Regions from separate parts of the Homo sapiens genome. Here region 1 is linked to region 2. A link is a contact called in ENCODE Hi-C or POLR2A ChIA-PET data. All regions are on one chromosome and are shown on one strand. The core of a region is the stretch at or near the end of the contact, and the rest is flanking DNA. Distances in the headings are between cores, read along the strand shown. Region 1 holds the start of COMETT (cytosolic oncogenic antisense to MET transcript). Region 2 overlaps CAV2-DT (CAV2 divergent transcript).

Region 1 (7,111 bases), core at 599-3,098, 220 kb before region 2:
AAAAGAGTTAGCTCAGGCCAGGCACTGTGACTCACGCCAGCAATCCCAGCACTTCAGGAGGCTGAGGCCAGACGATTGCTTGAGTTCAGGAGTTTGAGACCAGCCTGGGCAAACCCCATCTCTACAAAAAATAAAAAAATTAGCCAGGCATGGTGGCATGTGCCTATAGTCCCAGCTACTGTGGAAGCTGAGGTGGGAGAATCACTTGAGCTAGGGAGGTTGAGGCTGCAGTGAACCGTGATCACACCATTGCACTCCAGCCTGGATGACAGAGCCAGACTCTGTCTCAAAAAAAAAAAAAAAAAAAAAAAAAAAGAGTAAGCCCATATCCCAACTGAGATTTAGCAAGTAAAGATATAGGATGCTGAGTTAAATTTGAATTTCAGATAAACAGTGGATAATTTGTTTAGTATAAGCATGTCCCAGGAATGTATTTTATATGACAATCCTAGTCGTCAGCAAATGGGGAAAAATAAGGGAACAATAATCTTTTTTACCCACAAAACTCACATTAAAAAGATTTGGGCCAAATCTATTTATCTGTTGGGGTAGAATGTTTTTAAAGCTTTCTGTGGTATATATGTATTGCAAAACTGCATAGCATTTTTTCATTTGGGTTTGCTTCTGTGCATCTAAAACATGTTTTAAAAGTTCCTGGCAGGTGGTTTTAAGTGTCATATGAAGGTATAACTATATGAAAGGGAGTAAAGAAACTTTTTCCCCTCTATAGTTGTACTGTATGTGGCAGCCTGTCATTTACATGAAATTTCTGAAACAGAAAAGGTATTCCCAGATTGATTTACATGCTTTATTTATAATAAATGAGCTTATTAAAAAATTCAAATACAGGTGGCTATAGGAGATAAACAAGTTAAGCTTTGTACAGGAATGATTTGCATGTGTTATAATTAATGTTTCCAGGGGGTGCTCTAAACGGTTTCTTGATTATTACACAAATGTTGTTTCTTTGACAGATAGTGCTTTTATTCAGATTCTTATCTGTTTTTGCATCCCCTCTTAGTCCTATAATCATTTAAAAAGTTGAAAATGGCTGCCTGTTAGCATAAGAAAAAGCCAATTGTGCATTTTCTAGTTGTAACATATGATTGAGACTATTATCCAACTCTGATATGGCAAGAGTAAAGATAAAAAGAATAGAATGCCATTATATCCTCAAGATTATCCTTTATAAATTCATATTCTGTCAGCAAACATCTTTGTCCTTTTAAGAATGGTTGAAAGTACTCAACTTCTTGGAAAGAAGAATAAATGGACATTTGTTTTTACCATTGTACATAATGTAAAAAATATTGTTCAGAAAATACATTGAACTCTCAGAGCCCTGATTGACAGATGGGCTTTTGTCCCATTAATAAATTGTAGGTCAGACAAAAATGTTTCATTGCCCTTGAAAGTGTGAAGGTTGAACTTCCCCAATGTAAAGAAAGTGCTAAAATGCATGAAAACTTATACAAGTATTTGTTTTCGTATTTTTCAGCCAAATGGATGGACATAATTTTGTGATTCAGACTGTGTAGCAGTGTTACCAGTTTTTGTTCAATTAATCCAGGAAGACTGAATAACATAAATCCGCAAATCACATTTGAGAAACATCTTTCCAAGTCTATATATTAAAAAAAAAAAGAGGCAATCAACCTTTGCCAGTTGCATTCAAATACTGGGTTTGGAAAGGATAAACCGACTGAATAGTCAGAATGTGAACCACTGAAGGGAGACAAGTTGGAGAGGAAGCTGGTACATTACTCACGAATGAATCAGACATCCCCTCCCTCCGTGTTTGAAAATGTCCTCGGCATAAAGCATGGTACAATTCCAAACGAGGAACTATGCTCAGGATTGGATTTATATGACTGATCAGTTTCCTCTGCTGTTATCGAAAGCAGATATCAAATGGCTGTGGAGGAATGCAGGTGGTGAGTGAACCCCATTCTTTTCACAGTGGCTGTCACACAAAGAAAGAGAAATCAGCACCCAGGGACAGAGAGACAAAGGGGAGAGGTGTGAGGGTGCCAAAGGCCAAGCCCCCTCTAGTCTCAAAATGCAGAGCGTTTGAATGAGCTGGGCGTTCCTTGTAGTGCTATTTTCTCTTAGGTCTGAATTTATTTTGCTTATTTGCTCACACCTGAGAAATTTTCTTGGAAATCAATGTTTGCAAGTAGACTCTGACACTGGTATGAACTAAGGTCTCTTTTTCACGATCAAAATTGTCAGTATATGACATTTTCTTATTTAGGCAAAGTAGACAAGAATTGTTAGAAATCATGAGAATACTGTGAATGTGAAGGAATAGCCAAACCTGGCCACATTTTGTACAGATGTGGATTCCTTGGGTGAACATAATGCAATCCTAACAGTGTTGGAAGAAGAATTAAAAGTATATGAATAGCATTATGTTGAGATCAATATGTCACCAGAAAATAAAGAACCAAACAAAACTGTTTACAAAAATCTTAAACACTTTTAAAAGAATAGAGAATGCTGAGCAAATAGATTCTCATAAAACTAGGATAGTACAGAAAAATAAGTACAGAATCCAATTTCTGAAACTCAGTAAACACTCTGGATCCTTGAAAAATCAATAAAGCAAAAGGTTAGGACAACCTGAAAACAACTGTGCTTAGGATTGCATTTACGTAACTCATCAATTCAAGGAAAACAATTCAGGGCAGGTTGTGTGTATATAGGCGGTATGTGTATTTATGGGAGAGGAAAGAAATAGAAGAGAGAAGAGAGGGCAAGAAATTAAAACAAACAACTTTTCCAACCATACAGGTGTTGCCCCTTGACTGGGAATCTCCACCTTCCACCTGCAACACGCCCAGGCTGTGCTGTAAAGGTGTGCGCATGTCAGTGGAGCAGCACGGGGGAGAAGAGCTAACTATGCAGACAGAAAGCGGGGCCAAGGAGTATTTCAGAGGGGATACTACTTGAGCTGTGTCTTGCAGGATAAGTTGGAGCTGCTCAGGTGCAGCTGAGGTAGGGGACAGACACTTTGGGTGGAGTGGACTCACACACGGGCACCTGGGGAGAAGATGCAGGGTTGTCCAGGAAGCTGCAATTGGCATAGAGGCCAGGTGGGCTGGGTTGACAGTGGAAAAAGGTATAAGATTAGGCTGTGGCCACATTAAAGAAAGTCTGATATGTTTTGTTGAAGGATCTCCAGAGAATCCCGAAATCCATCTCTCCAATATCACTTTTGTCTATGCAACAGCTATTTAAGACCAAATTTGACAAGTATTTACTGGGGTCCTACTATGCATCAGATGCTTGGGATACATCAGTAAACAAAACCCAACACCCCTGCTCTTGTGGAACTTACTTTTTAGCTGGGGACAACAATTAATACCCATAACAAGCTGATGATGTAGTGTTTCAGAAGTTGATGTGTGTTACAGGGAAAAACAAAAAGTAGGGCTGGGGCATCAGAACTGCCTGGAGGAGAGGTATGGGGATAGGTTTGTAGCTCGGAAATTGGGAAGGTGGCTTTTGTGGACCCAGATGTCTGAGATGGGAAAAGAGATTTCTGGGCAGAGGCAAGAAGGAAGAACTAAATGTGCCTGGTGTGTCTGAAGCACAGCAAGGGGGCCAGTAAGCCTGGACTTTGTTGACCGGGAGCTGAGATCAAAAGGACAAAGAAGCAGAGCATGTAAGGCCTTGTAGGCCCCTGGGAGATTCAGGTTTTTATTGGAGTGAAATGGGGAGTCATTGCAGGGTGTTGAACAAGGGGGGATTATGTTGGAATGTATTCACCTCGATCATATGGGAGAGAAGACTGCTAGTGGCTGGGGGGCAGTTCAGGGCAAAGGTGGAGTGGTGAGGCCAGCTGGGAGGCTCCAGTGGTGTTCCAGGAGGGGGACCCTGGTGGCCTGGGCCAGGAAGGAAGGGGAGAGTGGGGAGATGTGGCCGAATTCTGGTTCTATTTTGAAGACAGAGCTATTTTGTCACATGCCTCAGATCGAACTCCATCCGGATTTACTGATGGAGTCAGATCTGAGGCATGTGAGAAAAAAAGGAGAATATGCCAAGGATTTTGACTTTTTTAACAGAGAGAATGGCTTTGCCAGTTACCGACATGCAGACTCTGGTTGGTGAAGCATGTTTGTAGGATATGAGGAGACCAGGAATGTAGTTTTGCCCACAATGGAGGTTTTTTTATTTTTATTTTTTTGACATGGAGTCTTGCTCTGTTGCCCAGGCTGGAGTGCAGTGATGTGGTGTTGGCTAACTGCAACCTCCGCCTCCCAAGTTCAAGCGATTCTCCTGCCTCAGCCTCCTGAGTAGTTGGGATTACAGGCACACATCACCACACCTGGCTAAATTTTGTATTTTTAGTAGAGACGGGGTTTCACCATGTTGGCCAGGCTGGTCTTGAACTCCTGACCACCACCCGCCTCACTATCCACCCGCCTCAGCCTCCCAAAGTGCTGGGATTACAGGCATGAGCCACTGCACTCAGCCTGACATACATTTTTTAGGCATCTAAGTGGAGATGCCGGGCATGCAGTTGGATGTTTGAGTCCCGGGGTTAAGGAGAAAGGTCTGGGCTAGAGATTTAAATTAAGAAGTTGTCAGCATGTAGACATCATGAAAAGCCATGAGAGTGGATGGGATCTCCGAGGAGAGGGACTGTAGAGAATGAAGAGAGGAGGACTGAGTGATGGCGCCACCAAAGCTAATAGGTCAGGAGACAAAGACAGATGGGACAAGAGACCAAGAAGGAGCAGTTGGATATCCTTCTGTTATCTCCATCTACTCCCACAAAACCTGGTCTCCCTCTCTGTATCCTACCTCAGTGCTGAACATGTCCCATATTTCTAGGACATCATCTTTGACACCCACCTACAAATATTTTAAACATGTCCATCTCCTTATTGGCTTCCATGCCCATGGTCAGGGCAGTGTCACTTCATACCTGGATTACTACAACAGCTTCCTCGCTGGTCTTCCCTCTCCATTCTCACCCTGATCATCTGCCCCCTAGCATACCAGAGATATCTTTCTAAACTGACAATTTGACTATGTCACTTCTTTGCTGAAAAAAAATGTCAACCCCTTGGCAGAGCTTACAAACCACATACCATTTTTTTCTGCCCCACTCTCCAGTCTTGCCTCTTGCCATCACACCATTAGAAATCTAGGCTCTGGCCACTCTGCCCTCTTCCAGTTCTTGAAGCAAGCCATGTGCTCAGCCACTCTGGGTTTCAGCACATGTGGATCCCTCTTTATGGATATTCTTGCCCTCAACTTCACATGGATAAGTTGTCCTCTCTCTTCAAGCCTCATCTTAGGGAACAGTTCTGGGAAGCCTTCTCTGATGCATCTCTTACCTTCTAGTAAGGAATTAGGAACTCTCCTATGTGCTCAAACATCAAACCTGTCTTCCCCTTATCTAGCCTTTACCACACTATATAGTAACTTATTTATCTGTGTCTCCCATCAGAGTGTAAGCTCCACTTTTAGCCCTTAGCATAGTGTCATTACATGGCACTTAGTAAGCATTTATTGAATGAATGGACAACAGAATCAATCAATATACAAAAGAATGTTCCTGAACAAAGTTTCTAGCATTATGGAAAGAAAGGAAGGACTAGATTATACACATATTAAAGTGAGAAAAATTATGTGGGAATTATTCAATATGGATTTTGATTGTAGAGGAGACTGAAAAGCCAAGAATGGCTAAAAAATTGTCTATCTGGGTATCATAAACCAAGGTAAGGAAAATAGGGAGAGGAGACTTTGAGGGTAAAAGTAATTAGTTGAGTTAATAACCCTGATGTAGCTTCTGGTCATCTAAGTGGTGGAGTCTGTAAGGTAGCTGACAACATGAAAGTGGTGGTCTAGAGAAAAGAGGAAGTGAGAGAGAGCGGTTTGTGAACCACTCGTCCATCGGTGTATTGGAAGTCACTGAAGTGAGATCACTTGTGAATGTGTTTTGTAAGTAGAAAGGAGGAATTCAGATGGAGCCTTACAGAAGACTAGAATCTAACCTTTATGTTTTAAAGGGTAAAAAGAACAATTGTAGGCAAAGAAAATGTGGAGAGATAAGCTAAGGAGAACTTTCGAGAAGGGAGAAATAAAATGTATGGTGTCAAATTCTACAGACGGGTCAAAAGGGATAAAAACCAGTGTCCATCAGATCTGGCCATGAGGAGGGCACTGGTGATTAGAATGAGGACACTTTCTTGGGCATGTGGTACAGACTGCTTGAGTTGAATGACTTAAGAATGAATGGGAATGAAGAAAGTAGAGAAACTGAGTTAGACATTTATTTTCAAGAATTCATTATTTAAAGGCTAAAATGAAAACAGGAGTGACTACTTAAGGAAATTGTGTATTCAAGATCCTATCAGGATGCCTGATGTGTGTGTTTTATTTCTTTCTAGAAGAATCAGTAAGTTGAGTAAGAGGTGAATGAAAAATAGAGAAGCCATGGAATACTATGCAGACATAAAAAAGAATGAGATTCTGTCTTTTGCAGAAACATGGATGGAATTGGAGGCTGTTATCCTTAGCAAACTAACAAAGGAACAGAAAACCAAATACTGCATGTTCTCACTTATAAGTGGGAGCTAAACGATGAGAACCTATGAACACAAAGAAAGGAACAACAGACATTGGGGTCTACTTGAGGGGGCAGAGGAGGGAGAGGAGCAGAAAAGATAACTATTGGGTACTAGGCTTAATACCTGGGTGATGAAATAAACCCTGTGGCACGAGTTTACCTATGTAACAAATCTGCGCATGTACCACTGAGCCTAAAATATAATTTTTTTAAAAAAGAAAAATGGTGAGGGAGATTTTAAACACGGGAAGAGTTGTAAGGTGGGTAGGATAGAGGGAGGAGGTGCTCACAGGTGTGGGGAACAACAGGGTCAAGACTTAGGTAGAAAAGACTGTTTCATCCTTTGAGACAGAAAGAGGTAATAATGGGTGACATGGAAACAACTGGGCTTGTGTTTACTCTCTAAACTATAAGGAAAGATCTTATACTGAGAATAAGGAGAGCCCAAAAGATGCAAGAGCTTAAGAAATGGTGAGAGTTTGGAATCACTGCAGTGGGCATGGCGAAAAATTGGACTGGAGACAT
Region 2 (7,034 bases), core at 1,993-4,492:
ACTTGAATCTGGGAGGCAGAGGTTGCAGTGAGCCGAGATCAGGCCACTGCATTCCAGCCTGGGTGACAGAGTGAGATGCTTTCTCAAAATAAAATACAATTTTAAAAAAGAAAAATGCATTGAATTTCTATAGCCATGTTTGAATTACAAAATTGATTTGCTTATCAAGGACTAATCTTCAGTCAATAATTTTATGAAAAAGAATTTTCCAGTAAAACACAAAATCTCATTTAACAAGTTACTTTTATAATACATTAGAAGCCAGACCCTAATTAGAATACATTTTTCTCCTTTAGATGTCCTTGGTATGCAAATTAAATTAGAATTCCTAGGACTTATATAGACGTGTCTCATCTCCTATGAGACAGCACGTCTTTTATTTCTTTTGTATTATCTTACTTAGGAAGGAAGGAAGGAAGGAAGCAAGGAAGGAAGGAAGGAAGGAAATGACAGCTCTATACCCCAACATTTTCTGTGTAGCATTTTTATAAGTAGAAAAAAAATCCAAATTGAGAAGCATGGGTCAGCAAAAGATCTGGATAAAGTACTCATGTTAATTTAACCAAAAATGCTCTTTACTTTTACTCTCAAAATGTGTTGTGCATTGCTTTAATTCAGAAAATTCAGAAAGAAACAACAGAAAGGGCATGTAAAGAAGTTTAGTAAGTGCCTTTTCTAGCTACTGTCTATACTCTCTCGATACTCTTCTGAACACTGGTAGATGAGATCCAAGATTCTTACACTAGTGAATGCAGTGCTACATATAGCCTTGTTCAAATTACTATTCATCATGAGTTTTTCCTCTATGTAACTGGCAACTTAATCTTACCTGTAGTATGGGATACATTATAGTTGGATTGAATATTGGTCAAATCCCTCACTTTCCCCCAGGAATTCATTTCCTCTCCTATATCTCAAGTGAATTGCACTCCTGGCCACACTGTTGCCATGCTGGAAACCTTTCTTCTCCTTTTCCTCACTCCTCAGACAGGTGGCAAGATGGTGATGGTGAAAGCAGGTCTGCAAACCTTCCCAGCCACCTCTCTCCCACCCAACCATAATCTACCTTGGGAGGAGGGCTCTCTTTTTGTCTTACTCACCTACCATGCTTTTGTTGTGATACTGTTAACAGCATAACAGATGAACACGCTGGATCCGGAAGCCTGAAAGTCTAAATTTCTTTTCATGACAAAAATAAAAAAAAGATGCTACAAGTGAGGAGCAAAATTAGCAAGGGCCTGTGAGGTTAGAGAGAAATAGAAGGAAAGATTTAAGCTGCTGCTGTGAGGAGCAGACCTAGGAAAAAGGAAGACATATGGGCTGGGCGCGATGGCTTATGCCTGTAATCCCAGCACTTCAGGAGGCTGAGGCGGGAGGATTGCTTGATGCCAGGAGTTCAAGGCCAGCTGGGCAACTTAGCAAGATCTCTTCTCTACAAAATAATTATTTTTAAAAAAGGGACGTACGTTATGTAAAAAAGATACATGCACATGCATGTCTATAGCAGCACAATTCGCAATTGCAAAGATATAGAACGAACCTAAGCGCCCATCAACCAATGAGTGGGTAAAGAAAATGTGGGTATATACACCGTGGAATACTACTCAGCCATAAAAAGGAATGAAATAATGTCTTTTGCAGCAACTTGGATGGAACTAGAGGCCATTATTCTAAGTGAAGTAACTCAGGAATGGAAAACCAAATATCGTATGTTCTCACTTATAAGTGGGAGCTAATCTGTGAGGACATAAAGGCATAAGAATGCTATAATGGACTTTGGGGACTTGGGGCGAAGGGTGGGAGGGAGGTGAGGAAAAAAAGACTACATATTGAGTACAGTGTACACTGCTTGGGTGACGGGTGCACCAAAATTTCAGAAATCACCACAAAATAACTTATTCATGTAACCGAAAACTACCTGTACCCCCAAAATGATTGAAACAAAAACATGAAAAAGGGACATGTACTCAAGGACAGTTTTAGGAAAATTTCATATGTAATATGTTATGCAAACACCACTTCAGTGACCCACAGAAATCCTCAGTAAGGCCTAATTTATGTTTTTTTATATGTCTTCCATTTAAAAAAGTATTTTCTTATCAATGTTTTTCTCCTTTTCTGAATTTTAACTAATAGACTTCTTTTTATATCAGTTTTAGGTTTGTAGAAAAATGAGTTGAAAGTAAAGAGATTTCCTATATTACCCTCTCATCTCAGTTTTCCCTGTTCCTGAGACATTGTATTAGTTGTACATTTGTTTCAGTTGATAAGCCAATATTAATATATTATCACTAAAATCCATAGTTTACATTAGATTTTACTTATTGTGGCTTTTGACAGATGCATAAGGGCACATATCTACCATTACAGTATCATACAGAATAATTTCATTGCCCTAATAATCTCTATGCTCTGCCTATTCATCCTTCCCTTCCCTTAAACTCCTGGCAACCCCTGATCTTTTTCCTGTCTCCATAGTTTTGCCTTTTCCAAAATACCATGTTAAACATCTGAGAAACATGAACTGGAAAACAAATTAAGTGAAAACAGTTATCTGTCTCTAAGCCAAAGATGACAGATGGATCCTGGAGGAAGTGAAGTGCAATGATTCTTATCCTTCCAATCTAGGTTTGCCCTACAACCAAATGAATATTTTTTTTTGCAAGTTATACCAAATAGTAAGCAATCTCCTCTCTCTGTCTCTCTCTCTCTCTCTCTCTCTCTCTCTCTCTCTCTCTCTCACACACACACACACACACATTAAATATTTTCTAGTATTTATATAGCATTTATACTTATAGATGTTATCTTAAACTTATTTTTGTTTTGTATGTGGTGTTAGTGTCAAATAATAATTGAACGTGACTTTCTTCTCTCCATTTTTCCTAAGTGGTTGAAATGATGGCTCACTGAACAATTACATTCTGATAAAATATTTATGGTTTTCTCTATTTTTCCTGCAGAGAGGAAAATATATTCCTGTGTGAGTATAATAATTTTATTCAGATGTATGTATTTAATACTTTTTCAAAATTTAGGAAGATTGGCAATTTCGAGTGCTGGTGGGGGTCTTTCTTCAAACGTCCATTGGGAAGAAAGTTCTACTTTTTTAAGGCATTTGGGTCAGTTCCTTCCCTCTAGACTTAGGGAATTAGTGACTAAAGATGGTTATTGTGGAAAAAGAAGATAAGAAAGGATGAGTCACTTGGTAGGCTTTTGACTCAGCATTTTTAGTTCATAGGTGATGTCCTAAGGCCTGAAAGCTTACTATAAATGAATAACTCAACTGACACATCTTTGGCTAATTTGAAATCTCTGGGCTTTTTAAGGTTACAATATCACCTTAGAAAATATTAGCATATGGTTGTAGCTAGTAGTTATTCCATGAAAATTATATTTTTCTGTTTTATACCTAAAAATGTTCCACATGTAAGAAATTGTTATATTTTTGCTTGGCATATCTTCTTTGTTGTTAAACTTTAAAAATATAATAAAAATTCATGAGCTATTTTTTCATTAAGGCAATCTTATATTTTAATCATGCATTTCATAGGAAACTTTTACAACTATTTTTAGAGCATTAATTATGCATTATGAAACTATCCTAAAATAAGGGTAAAACAATAGAGATGTTACTTACAATTCCTTTTATCCACAAAAAGAATAAGTTTTGGTAATTTGAGAACTTTGAAATGAAATCTTCATTTTCGGATAATGCTTAAGGCAGTATTAAGCAGAGGGCCAACTGCTTGAATTCAAAATTGAAGGGGAGTGAGAATTAAATTGTTCTGCATGAGAAATGCTGAGAGATACAGAAAGGAGTGAAAAAAAAGAGACCAGCAGAGAGATGGAGTGGTTGCTGGGAGAAATGAGTGGAGAGAGAGGGAAGATAGGTGATTGGGGGAGGAGAAGGGGGTTTGAGACTGTGAGAGGAACTAGCTGCTGAGAGTCCGAAGAGCCTGGGAAGAGGTAAGTCTAATGAGTAACATTTGAGTGAAGTGCTGGGCAATTCTGTGTCTCTTTATAAAATATTCCCTAAATGTACATTGGAATATAAAGTTTTTAAACATGTCAGGTTGGTTTGTGAAGCAGTGAAGAAGAGGACATGAAGAAAAGCTGTGTTATATAAGTAAAAATAATGCATAAATCTAGAAGTCTCCACAGTGTTCCCAGTTTTAATGAGGATGAAGAGCTATTTAAAATACTTAAAATATCTATAATGACATGAGGTGTTGTCATACATGCCATACTCTCTGATTCCTTGATTTGTTTAGCAAATGATTTAGAAAGACTAGCACATGATAACATAACTTTGGGGTTCAATATGAGTGAGTATGGAACATGACAAGTAATTATGAATCATTAATATGGAAATTTCTTCAACATCATTTAAGGGGCAGCATATTTTATAGCTCCTACTCTAGCAGGAATTATGCTTATTAAATGAGAAAATGAGATTGAATTTACAGAAGTGTCCATAGAACATGAACATGACTCAGAACTATTCTGTTGTATGAATATGCCATCATTTGTTTATCCATTCAAATATTGATATAACTTACTGAATAACGTGGGTTATTTCCAGTTTTGGGTTATGATGAATATAATTCCTATGAATCCTTACGTACAAATCCTTTTGCAGATACATGTTTTCATTTTTCTTGCGTAAAACAGGGGAAAGAATTGTTAGGTTATATGATGAATAGATGTTTAACTTCACATGAAAATGAAGAAAAGGCCAGGCATGGTGGCTCACGCCTGTAATCCCAGAACTTTGGGAGGCCAAGGCAAGAGGATCACTTCAGCTCAGGAGTTTTAGACCAGCCTGAGCAACATAGAGAGACCTCGTCTCTACAAAAAAAAAAAAAAAAAAAAAAGTAGCTGGGTATGGTGGCATGCACCTGTAGTCCCTGCTACTCAGGGAGGCTGAGGCGGGAGGATTGTTTGAGCTGGGTAGGTCAAGTTTGTGGTGAGATATGACATGTCATTGGACTCCAGCCTGGGCAACAGAGCAAGATCCTGTCTCAAACAAACAAACACACAAACAAAAAAAAACCAAAGAAAATACAAAACTGTTTTCCAGGTATTTGTACCATTTTACACTTTCAGCAACAGTGCACGAAAGTTTCAGTTGCTCCACATTCTTACCAGCATTTGGCATTGTAAGTATTTTTCATTTTGGCCATTCTCGTGGATGTGTAGTGGTATTTCACTGTGGTTTTAATTTGCATTTTTGATATGGTTTGGCTCTGTGTCCCCACACAAATCTCATCTCTAATTGTAATCACCACTTATTGAGAGAGGGACTTGGTGGGAGGTGACTGGATCAGGGAATGGTTTCCCCCATGCTGTTCTCATGATAGTGAGTAAATTCTCATGAGAGCTGATGGTTGAAAAAAGTGGCACTTCCTCCTTCAAGCATGCTCTCTCTCTTCCCACCTTGTGAGGAAGGTGCCTGCTTCTCCTTCACCTTCCGCCATGATTACAAGTTTCCCTAGGCCTCCCCAGCCATGTGGAACTGTGAGTCAATTAAAACTCTTTCCTTTATAAATCACCCAGTCTCAGCTAATATCTTTATAGCAGTGTGAGAATGGACTAATGTAATTTTCCTTATGATTAATGATGAACATCTTTTTATGTCCTTATTGGTGATTCATAAACTTTTTTTGTGTGTGAAATATCTGCTTAGTACTTGTCCTCTTTTTTTTTTAAAGTGGGTTGTTCATCTTCTAATCAAAACTTTAAAGTTCTAAATAAAATCTTGACACATGTATCTTGTCTGATATATATATGTATTGTGACTATTTTCTTCTAGTCTGTGGCTTGCCATTTCGTTTTCTTAATAATGTCTTCCAGAGAGCTTATGTTTCAAATTTTGTCCAACTTACCAATTTTCATTGATGGTGTATGCCTTTTGCATTTTTGCTAAAACGTCTTTGTCTACCCCAAAGTCCTGAATATTTTCTTATATATTTTCTTCTAAAAGTTTTTTTTTTTTTTTAGTTTTGGCTTTTACGTTTAAGTTTACAGTCTATTTCAAGGTAATTATTATTCATGGTGTAAGGTTCATGTTTTTCCATGGGCATATGCAGTTAATTTAGCACCATTTGTTAAAAAGAATTTTCTTTCCCATTGAGCTACCTTGCTGACTTTATTAAAAATAATTGCACATCTATGCGTGAGTCTCTTTCTGGGCACTCTTTTCTGTTCCATTAATTTATACATATATTCTTACTTCACTATCTCAAGTAATGTAGCTTTAACTCCTGAAATCTGGTTACATAAGTACTTCAACTTTGTTCTTTTTCAAAATTGTTTCAACTATTTACATTCTTTGTACACGCATGTACAAATATATGTATGTTTTTCACAAATATATAGTAATCTAAGATGTGTGTGTGTGTGTGTGTGTGTGTGTGAGAAAGAGAGAGAGAGAATCACCTTGTCAGTTTCTAAAAAAAAAGATCTATGGAATTCTTAACTGCAATTGTGTTGAATCTGTAGATCAATTTATGGAGAATGGGCATCTTAATAACATGGAGTCTTCCAACCAAGACACATGGTACATCTCCCCGTTTATTTTGACCTTTAATTTTTTTCAGCAGTGTTTTGCAGTTTGAAAGATCCAGCACATATTTTGTTAAATTTGTTTCTAAATGTTTTATGGTTTTGATGCTATTATACATGATAATTTAAAAATTTTAATTTTCCAATTATTTGCTTTGAATATGTAGAAATACAATTTATTTTTGTTAATTGACCTTGAATTAAAAGAACCTGATAAATTTACTCTTTACCTCTAGAGTTGTGTTGATTCCTTAGGATATTCTACATACACAAGCACAACATTGGCAAATAGCAACAGTTCTACTCCCTTCTCTACAATCTGTCTATATTTTATTTGTTTTTCTTGCCTTATGGTACTTTCAGTACTATGCTAATAGGAGTAATGTGAGTGAATGCATTTGTCTTATTCTTGATCCCAAGGGGAAGTGTTCAGTATTTCACTATTAACTACAATGTTAGCTGTGGGT

What was found. Hi-C counts contacts between places; a loop is a spot of excess contacts on that map. ChIA-PET counts read pairs that join two places held with the same protein, here RNA polymerase II (POLR2A). Pooled maps may share reads with other maps.
Region 1: a map of PC-9 shows a loop between it and region 2 (6-fold over the local background). The contact joins the promoter of COMETT here to the enhancer-like site in region 2. A Hi-C loop is called at or near these places in 1 of 168 maps with a recorded cell type or tissue (PC-9) and 1 of 50 pooled maps. POLR2A ChIA-PET finds 5 or more read pairs at or near these places in 2 of 52 experiments (BJ and MCF 10A).

Annotation. Positions count from the first base shown.
Region 1 is chr7:116,682,764-116,689,874 of GRCh38, reverse strand. COMETT (cytosolic oncogenic antisense to MET transcript) reads left to right here and starts at 1,848. Exons shown (of 5, transcript NR_165033.1): 1 at 1,848-1,934. All of the region lies in intron 1 of MET (MET proto-oncogene, receptor tyrosine kinase), which reads right to left.
Region 2 is chr7:116,462,124-116,469,157 of GRCh38, reverse strand. The region is part of intron 1 of CAV2-DT (CAV2 divergent transcript); the gene reads left to right. Among named protein-coding and RNA genes, the nearest start is that of CAV2-DT, 34 kb to the left of the region's middle. Within about 2 kb of position 3,242, at least 7 of the 41 ENCODE cell types and tissues checked have a DNase peak (open chromatin) inside an H3K27ac peak, as active enhancers do; they include PC-9, where a contact is called at or near this core.